2 separate regions of the Mus musculus genome follow, and region 2 is linked to region 1. The links are chromatin contacts, found by Hi-C or POLR2A ChIA-PET in ENCODE. All regions are on one chromosome and are shown on one strand. The core of a region is the stretch at or near the end of the contact, and the rest is flanking DNA. Distances in the headings are between cores, read along the strand shown.

What was found. A loop is a pair of places that touch in the nucleus more often than their neighbours do. ChIA-PET counts read pairs that join two places held with the same protein, here RNA polymerase II (POLR2A).
Region 2: a loop to region 1 is called in a map of heart, with 4 times the contacts of the local background. The contact joins the promoter of Slc35e2 here to the promoter of Nadk in region 1. A Hi-C loop is called at or near these places in 2 of 37 maps with a recorded cell type or tissue (adrenal gland and heart). POLR2A ChIA-PET finds 5 or more read pairs at or near these places in 3 of 5 experiments (Patski and embryonic stem cell).

Annotation. Positions count from the first base shown.
Region 1 is chr4:155,562,357-155,565,598 of GRCm38, reverse strand. It overlaps Nadk (NAD kinase), which reads right to left and starts at 1,784. Exons shown (of 12, transcript NM_001159637.1): 1 at 1,620-1,784.
Region 2 is chr4:155,599,884-155,602,713 of GRCm38, reverse strand. It overlaps Slc35e2 (solute carrier family 35, member E2), which reads right to left and starts at 1,298. Exons shown (of 9, transcript NM_177186.4): 1 at 976-1,298.

The sequences.
Region 1 (3,242 bases), core at 535-3,034:
CAAAGCCCTGGGCTTCATCCCAACATCACATTAAAACAAGAAAAAGCCCAACTGGATATGGTTTGGTTCATGCCTGTAATCCCAACATGCAGAGGAACATACAGGACAAGAAGTTCAGAGTCACCCTTGGCTACACAGGGAATTAGAAATCAGCTTGGCATACATAAAGTTATGTCTAAAAACAAAGGAAGGATCAGAGACATGGCTCAGTAGACAAAGGCACTTACTGCCAAGCCTGATGTCTTGGGTTTGATCCATGGAGCCCATGGAGCAGGAGGAGAAAACCAACACTTGGAAGCTCTTCCTTCCATTCATGAGCAGTAGAGTAGCAAGTGTCCACTCCCATTAAAAAAAAAAGGAAAAAACCACCACTTGCTTCTCTCCATCTCCAAGTGATGCCTAGAGAGCTAAACTATTCATTTAAGTACTGCTGTTTTATCTGTTAGCCACTTCTACCCAAAAGGAGGGGTGGGGGATGGATTGTGGCTCAGTGGGACAGCACTTGTGTGAGGATCTGGGCTGGACCTGTAGCACTTCAAACAAGATGAAAAAGAAAAAAAATGAATAAAACTGCATCGTTTTTAATAAATAAATCTACAAAGAAGAAAATGCAGAAGCATTCTGAGATGCCACCTCCAAATGAAGAAGCTACCTGGTCATACTGTATATTGGCACCCGTGGCTGTCCCAGAGCCCAAGATGGGCAGTGTAAGTCACAGTGAAGTCACTGCTGAGGACAAATACGTTCAGAGGGAAGGTGCCGTGCTTTTAATTACCAAGGCGAGGATGCCAGCTTTCCGGCCCGTGGAAACTGACAGTGATACATGAAACCAATGAATATAAGTTTGAATAACACTCTTCTCAAGAGGCAAGCCAAACGAATAAGTTTTGAACCAAAACAGAGAGTTTCCCAAACAAGAAAGGAAAAACAAGTCGCTATTCAGAATCAATGCCAGGAGAAAGCCCATTGCTTGGGAGAGCTGGAAAGAGACGCCGGATCTTGGCCAAGCAAAGGCAGATCCTGGGACTGCGCTGGGCACGCCCTGTTCCCATAACGAAGAAACCTGCCAGAGGCCAAGACAAGCGGCCTGTGAGTGTGACATCCTGAGAGGCAGCAGCCTCTAGGAACATCTCCATGGACTCTTCAGGACTTTGGAAGCTCCTGGCAAGTACTGGATACCAAGTTTACGATGGGGTTTTGGAGAGTTTCACACCTCGATTGCTTACAAAACGCTCGTCTGACTACTTTGCCCACATGCCAAGGTCTCTGGCGCTTGCTAAGGCCCCACTGGAAGACCAATGGAGCCGATTCGGCTGCGGTGCTGCGCGCTGAACTGGCTTAGAACAGAACGGCGGCCTACATGGCTTCTCCCGGGACCCGAACCTCTGACTCGTCCCCCTAAACCCAAGGCCGGACCAGATCTTCAGACCTGTCCCTTAGGCTCCTTCCCCGAGACCACGCGTCATCCTGGCTGCAACCCACGTTCGGACGCAGGGAGGCGCGTCAGAGCCACCAGCGCCCGGCCTCGGGCAGGTGGGCAGGGCCGGCGCCGTGACCCTGTCTTCACGGGTCCCGGCCAGTGACGCCGGGCAGAGGGCGACCCCAGGCCCCGCACTCACCGTCGGCTGCCGCGCGCCCGCGTGGACGTCTACATGCTGGGCCGAGCAGGCGGTCCCTGCTGCCCTACTGCTACCTGGCTCTCAGCGACCCAGCCGCCCGCCACCCCATGGCCGCTCGGTCCAGAGACCGGCACCACCAAGCCCCGCTGCGCCGCGGCTGTCAGTGCGCAAGCGCAGCCCGCACGCATGCGCTGCAGGGCACGTGGGGAGAGCGGCGCAGCCGCACCTACACAGGCGTGCACGCAAACTTCGGGTTTTTCAAAACCCTTTGTAGGCCAAGGATCAGAGGCTGGGGGGTGGGGTGGGGGGTGGGAGACGTGAAGAGGGAGGGGCGAGGCAAAGGGGAGGCGGGGCCGAGAGGAAGTGGGCGGGACACAGGAGTAGGAGGCGGGGCAAAGGAACTGAAACAGGGCATAGCGGAATGGGATGGGGACAAGGAGCGGAAGACAGCACGGGGGGGTGGGGCCAAGGTTGGAGAAAGGGGAGGGGCAGACGGGTAGGAGAAGGGGCAGGCAGAGTGGGAGGGACAGGTCGCAAGAGGGCAGAGCTGGAAAGGGACGGAACTAAGGAGACTAAGCCGGAGGGAAGGGGAAGATCGGGAGAGTGGGCGGGGCCAAAGGGTGGAGGAGTCGGGGCGGAAGGGGAGGCGGGGCAGAGGGTGAGGGAGAAAAAAAAGAAAAAAAGAAAAAAAAAAGAGTAACCGAGGAGGGGCAAAAAGCTCAGTCCCAGCAGCAACAGAGAAAACCACCAGATTCTCTCCCTTTTCTTTCTTTCTTTCTTTCTTTCTTTCTTTCTTTCTTTCTTTCTTTCTTTCTTTCTTTCTTTCTTTCTTTCTTTCTTTCTTTTGCCTCCTTGCCTCGCGGTCTGATCTTTATTCCTGTCCTACGTCACACTCAGTTTGCTTTTTGCTGGCGAGGTCTCCAGGACCATGTGGACAACGCGGGCCAGCTTTGTGGGAAGGTGGGCTTCGTGCCAGGCTCCTGTTCCCACGTTGTTCTTAATGTCCAGCGCATGGACCTGGTATCTTTCAGAAGCAGAACTCGGGTGACAGCGCTCATATGGCTCTCAGGCCCACCAGCAGTGACCTGACACCCTTTGGCAACTGGCAAGGACTTGAGCCTGAAAGTAACAAACCTGACAGCTGGTTGATACAATGGTTCACTACTTTAATCCCAGAGATGAGAGCTCCGGATTTCTAGGAATTCGAGGCCAGCCAGGGGTACCATAGTTAGAGACCCTATCTCAAAAAGAAAAACAAAGTCTTGATAGTTGAGAAGCGACTGTGTAAATAGCGTGCCTCACCCACAGCTGTAAGGAGGGAAAGAGGGAGGCCACCGACTTTGTAGCTGAGCCAGGGATATGCTGAACTGGTGGACATGCTCGTGCATTGATATCCACCAGTGTGCACAGTGCACCAGTAGGTGTTTTCGCAGTCCCGACTCCCAGCACTGTAGTTTTAAGATGTTCACACTATTGCCCTTCCTGTATAGCCCAATCTCCACGCTTCCCCACAGCCCCCCATACCTGCTGCAGTCAGGATGTTCTCTGGTGGGAACTCCTGAGACCTGTGTGCTGTCCTTCCAAAAAGAACACATCAATGCAGTGGGGACGGAAAATAGTGGG
Region 2 (2,830 bases), core at 49-2,548, 38 kb before region 1:
GATACTTGTAGTACAGTCCCATAATTGCGGTACTGAGAGGATGAGGCAGGAGGGTCACAAGTTTAAGGCCAGACTGGGCTACCCTGTAAAGATCCTGTCTTAAAAGAAAAAAGAAAAAGAAAAAAAAGCACAAAAAATTATTTTCCAGTTTTTTTTAATAGAGTACATTCATCCCATGAGCGGGCGACTAGACAAACACTGAACAAGGGCCCCCCCACCCCCACCCCCAGTCTGCAGTTTTACTTTTTGTTTTATTTTGCATTTCAAGGGTTCAAAACATCAATGCTGCAAAGAGCCTGTTTCATGCCTGAAAAGTACCGGTTGGAGAAAAACCGCTGGCAGGCTAAAATAAAGTTGAGGCTTGGGACCTGGCTGAGTCGCCCATTCCACGGCACAAAATAAGACGTTTGGGGAGGCAAAATCAGTACACGCCGACAGATGACAGGGTGCCTGCACCTGTCATTGGGTATCGCTTCCTTTCCGGCGCCTGCTGCAGTCACAGCCCGCCCGCGATCCCCCCGCCCCGGTGCCCATCACTGTCCCCACCCTACCTGTGCGTCCAGCCCGGCGAAGCCCGCCACCTGCGCGCCCGGTGCCAACCCGGGCTGACTCCAGGACGGGATGCCCCCGGCCCCCGATGGGGTTCAGTTCTGGGGCTGCCACTGGAGTTTATGCAGAGCCTCAGCCCACGCCCACGGAAGATGCAGCCCGCGCCCGCCTCGGGGCCGAGCAGCTTTAGGCAGAGCGGTCCAGAGTCAAGGGCGAGAGCCGCGAGCCCTCCCACAGCCCTCCTAAGGGTTTAGATTTGGGACACACACACGGGTGGGCGGGGAGAGAGCCGGACGTGACGCACCGGAAGCTGTTACGGGGGGGGGGGGAAGGACACACTCCACACAGGCACACAATGGCACCTTCCAGAACGTTCCACCGCGGCCCACCACGGGGAGCCAGGACACCCTCACGGCGCGTTCGCACCTTCCGTAGCGGCCCACCGCAAACCACGGGGCGGGCGACGATGCGGGGCCACAGCACCGCCTTGCGGCCTCCTGTGGGCGCCTCCGGAGCGTCCCACCTCTGCGGGGTCCGCCATGCTGGGCCAGCGTGCAGGTGTCGCTCCTCTGGCCTGTGGTACATTCCGGAACGTTCCACCGAGACCAAGGTGAAGGAGCCAATCCTCTGAGGCCGCGAAGGTGCCGCCCTCTAGGTCAGACCCAGGGGCTTGATTTCAAGGATCCTAAAATCTGACCAGAAAGTCACAAGACGAGAAGCGCTCAGTGGCGAACGTGCGAGGAACCCCCGTGCTCTCCGAGTCTTGGACGCTGCCGGGATGGGGGCGGGGTCAGCACCATGGGGGCGGGGCCAGCAGCATAGCGACGGGGCGCTCATTGGTCGAGCCTCAGAGGCCCCGCCTTCCTGCAGGACGCTTGCTCTGTCGCCTGATCTCCCCAAGTAGCCGCCGGCTGTGAGATGCTTCCTGGCCCCTTTTATCCCTGAAGGTCATTTTGTGGAGAGGTTTGAGGTTGTGCCTTGCCTCAGCTCTGCTTTTGGTGAAACCTTCCTTTGTTTTTTTCTTGGTTGTTTGAAAACTAGTAAGGTTTCTCCTTCAGATCTCGCACAGTGAGTTGGAGCTTCTTAAACCTTTTCCACTAGAAAACCCTTTCCATATGCAAATCAAACGTTTACTGATAATCAACCTTAAGTCTATCTTAAAACAATTCTTTGCCCGGTGCCGGAGACCAGCCTGGTCCACTTAGTGAGTTCCTGGACAACCAGGTCTATGTAGAGAGACCCTGTCTCAGCAAACAAAAAACAAGTCTTTAGAACACAATGGCACAGTGCAGTTTTACCACTTAAAAGCAAAGGCAAACTGGCTTACGAATGAGAAGATGTGCTTTTTAAATTTTCGCACAGATCATTAAATCTTGACTGAATATCCCATACCACTGGACATAGAGTATCTTCAGCATTTTTCAGAGTTGATGTTTTGATTTTATCAAAACCAAAGTGTGTTTGATTTTGTTGAATTGACGTATGTTTTAGAACCGTATCAGTTGGAAATTCTGTCCTAACCACAAGCCAAGTTTTAACGATTTTTAAAAATGAAACTCAACTCAGAAACTTACGCAAGAATTTTGTTGTTGTTGGGTTCTTTCCTTTGTTTGTTTTTGTCTTTTAAGATAGTGTCTCACTGAGCCGGCATGGTGGCACACACCTTTAATCCCAGCACTCAGGAGGCAGAGGCAGGGGAATTTCTGAGTTCGAGGCCAGCCTGGTCTACAAAGTGAGTTCTAGGACAGCCAGAGCTACACAGAGAAACCCTGTCTCGAAAAAAAAAAAAAAAAAAAAAAAGATAGTGTCTCACTATGTACCCCTGTCTGGCCTGGAACTCACTGTGTACATCAGGCTAGTCTTGAACTCACAGAAATAGACATCTCTGCCTCTCACACTCTGGAATTATGCGCACCTATGTAAGCATTTTTTAATTGAGTTGTTTTATTTGGTCATTGTTGTTTTGTATTTGTTTTGTTTTGAGACAGGGCTGGTGTATCCCTGGCTGGCTTCGGATTTGATGTACAGCCAGGGCTGACCCTGACCTTGCTCTTACCCCACAGTGCTCAGATGACAAGCATGTGTTACTATGCCTGGTTCAACTAGTAATTTTTTTAAATTTAATTATTTATTATGTGTAAGTACACTGTAGCTGTCTTCAGACACCCCAGAAGAGGGCATCAGATCTCATTTTGGATGGGTGTGAACTACCATGTGGTTGCTGGGATTTGAACTCGGTACCTTCAGAATAGCAGTCAGTGCTCTTAACCACTGAGTCATC